Regions from separate parts of the Homo sapiens genome. Here region 2 is linked to region 1. A link is an interaction called in ENCODE POLR2A ChIA-PET data of the cell type or tissue named here. Cell type or tissue: MCF 10A. All regions are shown on one strand. Each heading gives the region's core, and the rest is flanking DNA. Links, peaks and the distances in the headings are about the cores only.

Region 1 (4,405 bases), core at 1-4,000:
TTCCAATTTTGCTTATACTGCTGTAATATTTTTGTAAAAAAAAAAAAAAAGGAAAAAAAAGACCAGCTAAAATTTTCGACTTGACTTTTTAACTTAACTCATGAATTAATTAAAGCAAATGAAAAAATTAAAAAGTGTGACTTTTTCTCGGAGCATATATGTAGCTTTTAGGAAAGGCTGATGATGGTATAAAGTTTGCTCATTAAGAAAAAAAGACAAGGCTGATTTTGAAGAGAGTTGCTTTTGAAATAAAATGATCACCTGTTCTTTATGTGACTCTCCCACTGAACCTGCAGACATTATTTTTATACCACATGCTAAGGAAGCCCACTCATCTAACTCTGTAGCCCTGGAAACCCTCTTGGCCCCTGAATGTTGTTTCCAGGTTATAGGATCTGTGTTCATTAGTGGATTTTGACAGCAAGTGCCTCTGATGAGTTTTAGCCAACATTCCCCGTTGCATCCTGCTCATTGTTCACACTCCTCTGACTTGAGGAGAGCTGCCTTCACCTTGATCTTGTAACCTGTCTTCCTTGCATATACGGTAGCACATTCCAGATCACTTCGGTGAGAAAAGACCTCTGTTTTTGAAGAGGAAACTTTCTTAAATTGTAAAATAAAACTTAAAAAACATAAAAACTCTATACAAAAATTGAAGACCTAAAAATTATAGCATACCTTTTTTTTGCTCTTGAGTTTTTGAAGCTCTTGACTTTAAATGACTTAACTTTTTAAAAAATAAGATGTTTTATGGCTTTAACCCATGTTTTTATTAAGATCTGAGAATAGCATATTTTAAACACTGATAGATACAGAAGAAATTATTATTTAATATATAAATTGCTTGGAATGATTTCATTGCAGCTTGTAAGGATGGGTTGATGCCAGAATGGTTTCATAAATCTTTCAGTCTTACAGAGCCAAAGTTTGCAGATTATATCGAGTTGCGTTGTGCAGCTGCTAAAATGGAATCATAGCTTTTTATAATTTGCAGAAAACAATTGCATTAATGTCTGGATGTTTCTCAGTTTTATTCTTTTCTCATAAATGTTCCTCGAATGTTGGCACCTTCTACTGCTGATCTATATTAGAATCTAGTCCAAGAAAGTGTCTGATTTAATAACATTAAATAGTTATTTCAATATATTTTTTCAAATTATCCTCATAGAACCTGTTGCCTCCAGTGAGATGGTAATCTACTACCCGAATAAATTTAAGAGCACCTGTTGAGAGCCCCTGTTTTGCGGTAGAAGACAATTGTCCCTATCCCAATTTCCACTGAAATATGAGAGCAGATTTGCAGAGACCATCATGTCAGAGAAGAAATTTCCTTGTCAGAGATGTTAAAGGGCTACAGTCCCTTAGCAAAGAAACTTCGAAATCTAAGTTGGTTTGTGTTTTTCTAAATTTGATACCGTAATTCATTTGGCAGCAAAATCTGACTTGAACTGATGTGAGAGTATTGTACTTTATATTTATGCTACTTCATTGTGACTTAATTTTCCCTGAAGAAATATCCATGGATTTGATTATAGGTTTTCCCTTAGATGCTGTGGAGGTGTTTTGTAATATTCAAAATATGCCCATATTGCCTTTTTAAAACCCCAAAGATTATGAATTCTGAAACACATCCAGCCCAGCGGGTTTTGGATAAGGGGTTGTAGGCATTTAAGCAGCCTCACATAATGGGCTGACTTCATCCAAAACATGAAAATATTACAAGGCAAATTCTATTTTTTATATTTTTTGGTTCAATGCTTGAACAACTTGTTTTTCTGCTGGGGGAAGAAAAAAAGAACCAACCCTGAGTGTGATTGTTACGGAAACTAATGACTTTGTTTTTAAAGGATCACATTGATTCAACACCTTCTATTGGACCCAGAAGTGCGTAAATATTACCTATGGTAGTAAACGTTTAATTATCATTCAGTTTAAATGTTGGCCTTCTGTATGTAGCCAAGAACAGCTCATTTTGTGAATTTCAGTTTTTAAGTGGCTGCTTTTTGATTTGGTTGTATTATTTTATTATAATGTATTTGCAAGTATATTAAAAAATTAACATTGAGCCATAAAAATCCCCAAATATGTTCAAGGACTTCATAATTGAAAAATATATAGAAAACAATCCTTACTTCTTTTTACAAAAACAAAATCATGGGAATTATTCTTTTCTATATATTTAGTTATAAATCTTTCTCTGGGCCGGGCGTGGTGGCTCACGCCAGTAATCCCAGCACTTTGGGAGGCTGAGACAGGCGAATCACGAGGTCAGGAGTTCGAGACCAGCCTGGCCAACATGGTGAAACCCCGTCTCTACTGAAAATACAAAAAATTAGCTGGACACGGTGGCAGGCGCCTGTGTGTGGCGGGCGCCAGCTACTCAGGAGGCTGAGGCAGGAGAATCGCTTGAACCCAGGAGGCAGAGGTTGCAGTGAGCCAAGATTGCGCCACTGCACTCCAGCCTAGGTGACAGTGCGAGACTCTGTCTCAAAAAAAAAAAAAAAGAAAAAAAATCTTTATCTGGATCTGTTAAACCATATATTATTGATCATTGCAAGTGAAATTTTGAGAGATTGTTTCTAGTATTTAGGTGATGAAAACATTTGGTAATATTGCTTTGGTTCAAAGAATTTTATGTCTTTATCTTTCTAGAAGAAAGCAATTATATATATATTTTTGCTAAATTACATAAACATTTAATTACATCAGGTTCTAATTTAAACATGTATTACTCACTTGAGGCCACTTTTAAATATTCATACTCTTTGACATAAGATGCTTTGTATATTTCTCATTTCTTTTAGTTCTTAGTAAGTCAGCTTTAAAAAGTACCTGCCAACCAGAACCTTCCATATTCTGGACTAAATCTTGCTCTTCGGATTATACTTCAGTGCAGTAACTGTGGATTTGCAATTTTGAAGGGGAGATAGTAGCTATTATATTTTACACTTGCTTGATGTGATAACTCTAAAGACTTTTTAACTGATAAAAGCGCACATGGCTATTTTGATACACAAAGTTGTGTTTGCTACTTTAGAAGCTTTTGTGGCAGAATTGTAATCTAATTTTCATACCTTGTATTTCTGAATCACAACAAAAAAATAAATGGGGAACAAGACTTACAGATTTGCAAACTTATTTATCTAGAAGTTTGTGTTTTTTAAGAGACCATTTGGGCAAAACATAAATGTTTTCTATAATGTTATCCTGACTTTGCATCCTAAGCATTTCACCAGGCCTGATTTTTATCATTTTTTAGGAAGTAATATTTGTGGAGTAAATACTTGGTATTCTGAGCTCTTGTGTCAAGTAGGTTCTGTTCGTATCACTATGATGTGGGATATACGAGTAAAAGTTTAAGAAATGTGAATTTAGCAAAATTTCTTAAACAAGTACGTTTTCTATACAAATATATTTCTCATACTTTAAACGAAAACCTGATATTCCAACCATGTAATATCTCCCAGATCCTGATGGGCAGCAAATTATACAAGACTGATATGGAAAAGAACATGCCTCGATATTTATCAGTTCGTAAACAGAAAGGTTTTGGAACATTGAGAAGAGATTTCTTGGACATCGTGGTTTGCAAGCTTAATCTTTCTTTACATGTGAGCAATTTATATACATAAATGGCATGTGATATTATATCTGTAATTTTTGTTTGGATATTTAAAGGACAAAATTATGTGTTTTGTTTGTTTGTTTGTTTGTGATGGAGTCTTGCCCTGTCGCCAGGCTGGAGCGTAGTGGCATGATCTTGGCTCACTGCAACCTCCGACTCCCTGGTTCAAGCAATTGTCCTGCCTCAGCCTCCTGAGTAGCTGGGATTACAGGCACGCGCCCCCACGCCCAGCTAATTTTTGTATTTTTAGTAGAGACGGGGTTTCACCATGTTGGCCAGGCTGGTCTTGAACTCCTGACCTGGTGATCTGCCCGCCTTGGCCTCTCAAAGTGCTGGGATTACAGGCGTGAGCCACCACGCCCAACCCCAAATTATGTTTTGATTTCTGTTACACTCCTGATTTTATAACCTCCATTTTGCCTCATCCATCATATATTTGTTGGGTACTAATGATGAGCTTGGTATCAGGTGCTGGGGATACAATTATATATCAACAACTTGTTCCTTCCTCATGGCAATTACTTTTCTTGTTTCTTCACCTTCTCCCATCCTTCATCCCTCAGATGGCTCTGCTATATCCTTACAAGTCTCTTAGACAAAGAGGAACCATTCCCCATTTTCTTCTTTGGCTTGGAGCCTCTGAATTTTAGGCTTCAAATCTTTGTATGCTAAGCACTGTTCTAAGCTGGAAAGACTCCAAGGAAAAATAGGATCCCTGCCCTCGAATAGTTTATAATCTAGTGAGAAGGATATATGCCAGAGATTACACTGATCTGAGAA
Region 2 (4,406 bases), core at 303-4,302, 280 kb after region 1:
GAATGCAATGGTGTGATCTCGGCTCACTGCCGCCTCCACATACCAGGTTCAAGCAATTCTCTTGCCTCAGTCTCCCAAAGTGGCTGGGATTGCAGGCATCCACCACCACGCCGGGTTAATTTTTGTTTTGTTTTTGAGACGGAGTTTTGCTCTTGTTGCCCAGGCTGGAGTGCAATGGCGCAATCTCGGTTCACCGCAACCTCCACCTTCTGGGTTCAAGCGATTCTCCTGCCTCAGCCTCTCGAGTAGCTGGAATTACAGGCATGCGCCACTACACCTGGCTAATTTTGTATTTTTAGTAGAAACAGGGTTTCTCCAGGTTGGTCAGGCTGGTCTTGAACTCCTGACCTCAGGTGATCCACCCGCCTCGGCCTCCCAAAGTGCTGGGATTACAGGCATGAGCCACCGTGCCCGGCCAATTTTTGTATTTTTAGTAGGGACGGGGTTTCACCATGTTGGCCAGGCTGGTCTCAAACTCCTGACCTCAGGTGATCCTACTGCCTCGGCCTCCCTAAGTGCTGTGATTACAGGCTGTTAAAGTGATTTAAATAGAAGACTCAAGTTATTAAGTCACCCAGGATGGGCCTCTGATGATTGGCTTTGTTTCTAAATATCCCAAAAATAATTTATCTGGGTTTATTACCATATTATATATAATCCTAAGCTCCTCCTATATATTTATATATAATATTATAACACATTATATATTATATATATATTTCATATATAATATATAGTACATTAAATATATTTAATATAGGTACATTAAAATTATATTAAATATATATTAATTATAGTGAAGTAAAAATATTATATACTATACATGAGTTATAAATAATACATGTGTTATATAATATATAAAATTATATTATAACTCATAGATCATATGACATATATTATAGAGGCTGGGGTGGGGTGAGGCTCTGGTAGACTCATCTCGAAGCCACTGTGGTTTGGCAAGTGCACTTCCATTGTGTGTCTCCGGAGAGCATATCTGAAGGGGGCCATTGGAGGCTGGGGCCACTATTGCTAAGCGCCGGTGGGAATTTAAATCATTGGATGTGTTGTTCATTATTCCCAGTCCTGTCTGAGTCTGCCATGGAGAAAGGTGTTCTCAGCATTGACTCCCCAGCCTTTCTCCAACCTTACCCCAAGCTTTTGAATAATACATGTTTTCCTTGTCCGCAGATGATTTTCTCTTAAAAACATACGATGCCATCTAATCCCAAATGAGGGGCTAAATAGAACCCACACTTTTAAAAATAAAGTCATGTCTTTCCTATAATTTTTTAGCACTTAGTATATTTTGAGACTGTAACATTCTGGCACTCTTAGTTTTCTTCCAGAGACGTTATCAAGTTCTAAGTCATGTCGCTAAGTCAGCAACAAGCTTTCTTCCGTGCCTGATAGTCTAAGAACTCAACACACAGGCTTTAAAACTACATTACCTTGGTTTAAATCTCACTCTTGCAACTTATTTGTTCTCTGACTTGGGAAGGCCACTTAACATTTCTGAGCCTTAGTTTTCTCATTTCAAAAATGGTTGTTGAAAGGACTAGGGGAAATAATACTGATCAGGTTTTTAATCACCATGCCTGGCATCGCAAAGAGCTCAATAAATAATAGCTGTTTTTCTGTCATTGCCTCCTAAAATATATAAATTCACATATGATTTTGGGAATTGAGTTCCTCGAATGAGATTTCCAAAGACTTTATTGGATGTAATTCATTTTCTAGAACTTAATTTCTTCCCAGGTCCTTCCAGAATGCAGCATAGTAACATCAACACACACCTATATACAGTATCCTGAAACCAGAACAGCCGTTTTACTGCACTGCTGTTTGCTCATAAAGCAGTCACATTGTTGGTGTCTGCTCTGCACTCAAGAAAGAAGGGATCAACACTTTACTGGAAATAAGACAGAAGACTCTGTTGGACTCAGGAGCTAACTTGTTATAATTTGCTCATTTGAGTCTTAGGACTTTCTGATATGCAAAACCTTGAATTCTTTCATACTTGACTAGTTCTTTTCTCACTTTTAAATTACACGATTTCACTTTTAAATTATAGAACTTACAAAAAATTCTGAATTGAAATCTCTGAACCCAAAGCAGACACACTGGGTTGAGCTGTCTTACAAGAAGGTACACCAAACTCAGTAGTGTGGATCCCAGTCTCAACACTGCCGCAGCCTGGCTGTGTGATCTTGGGTAACCCACTGCCCTTCTCTGGGCCTCAGTCTCCTCTTCTACCAAATGAGAGGATGGACTCCATGAAGGCCATGATTCTAAACTCCCATTATTCTAAAAGAAAGAGGCAAAATTGACTTATAATCCCAAGGAAAAAGTAATTAAAATGTTAATAGAGCTCTATAGTTTACAAAGCACTGTCTCAAATGATTCCTATAACAATGCTATGAGATGTTATCATTTGTCCCATTATGGATGAGACTTTTGCCATACTGATAAATAAAGTGACAACCAAGAATATATAGTTCCTGAGCTAAGAAGAGATCCAGGATCTTTCTGTCTGGGATATTGGATTTCTAAATTTTCCCTAAATTTATAGTCATTTGATTAGAGGGGAAATTGCTTATACTTCAAATCCAGAAAATTATCTTTATCCTCATGGCTACTTGCCCATTCACACAGATTCTACAGGTTGCATCATTCATTCATTGACTAATTTCATCAGCATTTCCTGGCTATGTCAGTACAGCATCGTTCAAAGTGCTATGTGGAGATTCAAGAGAAGGACACATAAGCACGAGCTGTTCCCAGCAGTGGGGGAAACGGCATGGGAAACGGATATACTATCCAGGTCTCCTTATGCACTGATACAGTCCCAGCACTTACGACAGTATCTGGTGCATGGTAGAAGAGTGAATGAATGAATGAAACCACAAGTGGGTTGAAGTATGGGGTCACACAATTCTGACCAACCCTCTTCTAGGAAGGTTCCCTTCCATTCACCACACAGGAGTCAGAACTTCTATCTTTCTACTCCCATTTCTGTAGCATGTATCACATTGGGGTTGTTTTCCTTTAGTTTAAAGTTTTTCATCAAAGTCATACATGCTTGGAGTTAAAAATCAAATAGTGCCCAAGGGCTGGAAATAAATTACAGTGATTCTTTCCCCCTCCTTTCCCTCTCCCCACACTCCAGTTCTCATACCTCGAGGCAACCACTTTGAACCCTTTCAGCTGCAGCTCTGGAAATTACCTGCACAGCACTATGTAATACACGTCGATGCTAAAGTTCTTGATCTAGCCATTTCAGATGGCATCTATCATCTGTTATGATGGATCACTATTTTAAATTAAGTCATATTTTTATGACTATTTATGACTTACTTTGTTTCAAGCACCCTGTCAGCTCTACCATCTGCCTGCCTCTTTTCTCACCCTGGTGGTGGACACCCTCGGATATCTAGGGAGCCCCCCATTTTTTCCAGAATTCCCCTCTCCCTAAACCCCCATCCTCCTGCTCCAGGTTGGCCCACTGCTCCTCCATCCTCCTCCCCATGCTCCCAGCTCACCACCAGTCTTGCCTGCTCCCAGGGCTTCATCTTTCCAGGTTTGCTCCTTGATCATCCACTTCTGATAACAGAAGGAAAGGAAGGTAGAGATCTGAGTCTAGTGTGCCTGAAAATCTATTTTGCCTCACATGTGAGTGAGCTTAGCACAGAGCCAAATTCTACATTCCTGTTTTCTCCAGATTTAGAAGGCATTGCTCCCTTATCTTCTAGAGTCTGTGTTGAGGAGTCTGATGCCATGCTCTGCTTTTTTCTCTGCTTGGAAAGCTTTTGGGGACATTTATTTATCTTCATTGTTCACAGCAATGTGCCTTGATGTGGGTCTTTTCCTTCTGCTGTGTTGATAACTCAGTCAGCTCTTTCAGTCTAGAGATTTAAGTCTCAGTGTTAGAAAGTGCCCAGTGATTATTTTTTCTGACCATTTTCTCTGTGCTTTCATTCTGAAACCCCTATGAATCAGACTTTCAGAAATCTCCCATGTCTCTTTTCTTTCATATTTTCTATCTTTTTATCATTTATATTAATTTACTCAGCTTTGTGTACCAACACCTACAGTGAATTTTTTAAAATCTGGTGTTGTATTTGTTTTAAATTTCAAGGGTGCATTCTTCATCTCTGATTGTTACCATTTTATAGCATTTTATCCTTGTTTTAGAACTGCAATGTTTCCTGCTTCTAAGGATAGCATTTGGGTCTTTATTTTTTTAAATGTTCTCTCTTCCCTGCATGAGTTCCATTTTGCAGTTGTTTACTTGGGGCCTCCTCGTGTTGAGGGTTCTCTTGGTGTGTTTGGAAAACCTCAGTTGTCTGGCATTGAAGATCATCAAAGACTAAATGGAAGCTCTGTGTGCAAGGTGGAATCTGTTAATG

Evidence for each region. ChIA-PET counts read pairs that join two places held together with the same protein. Peaks named below come from ENCODE experiments on the same cell type or tissue, not always from the same donor. Only the 100,000 strongest peaks of a DNase experiment are listed, where the experiment ranks them.
Region 2: POLR2A ChIA-PET joins it to region 1 with 6 read pairs; 3 of 35 experiments call an interaction of 5 or more read pairs at or near these places.

Annotation. Positions count from the first base shown.
Region 1 is chr18:63,326,455-63,330,859 of GRCh38, reverse strand. KDSR (3-ketodihydrosphingosine reductase) reads left to right here. Exons shown (of 10, transcript NM_002035.4): 10 at 1-3,134. Among named protein-coding and RNA genes, the nearest start is that of BCL2, 8.9 kb to the right of the region's middle. In MCF 10A, for the core only: no CTCF peak of the experiment used is centred there; no DNase peak of the experiment used is centred there.
Region 2 is chr18:63,042,055-63,046,460 of GRCh38, reverse strand. No RefSeq gene overlaps it. Among named protein-coding and RNA genes, the nearest start is that of BCL2, 280 kb to the left of the region's middle. In MCF 10A, for the core only: no CTCF peak of the experiment used is centred there; a DNase peak (open chromatin) is centred at 2,750.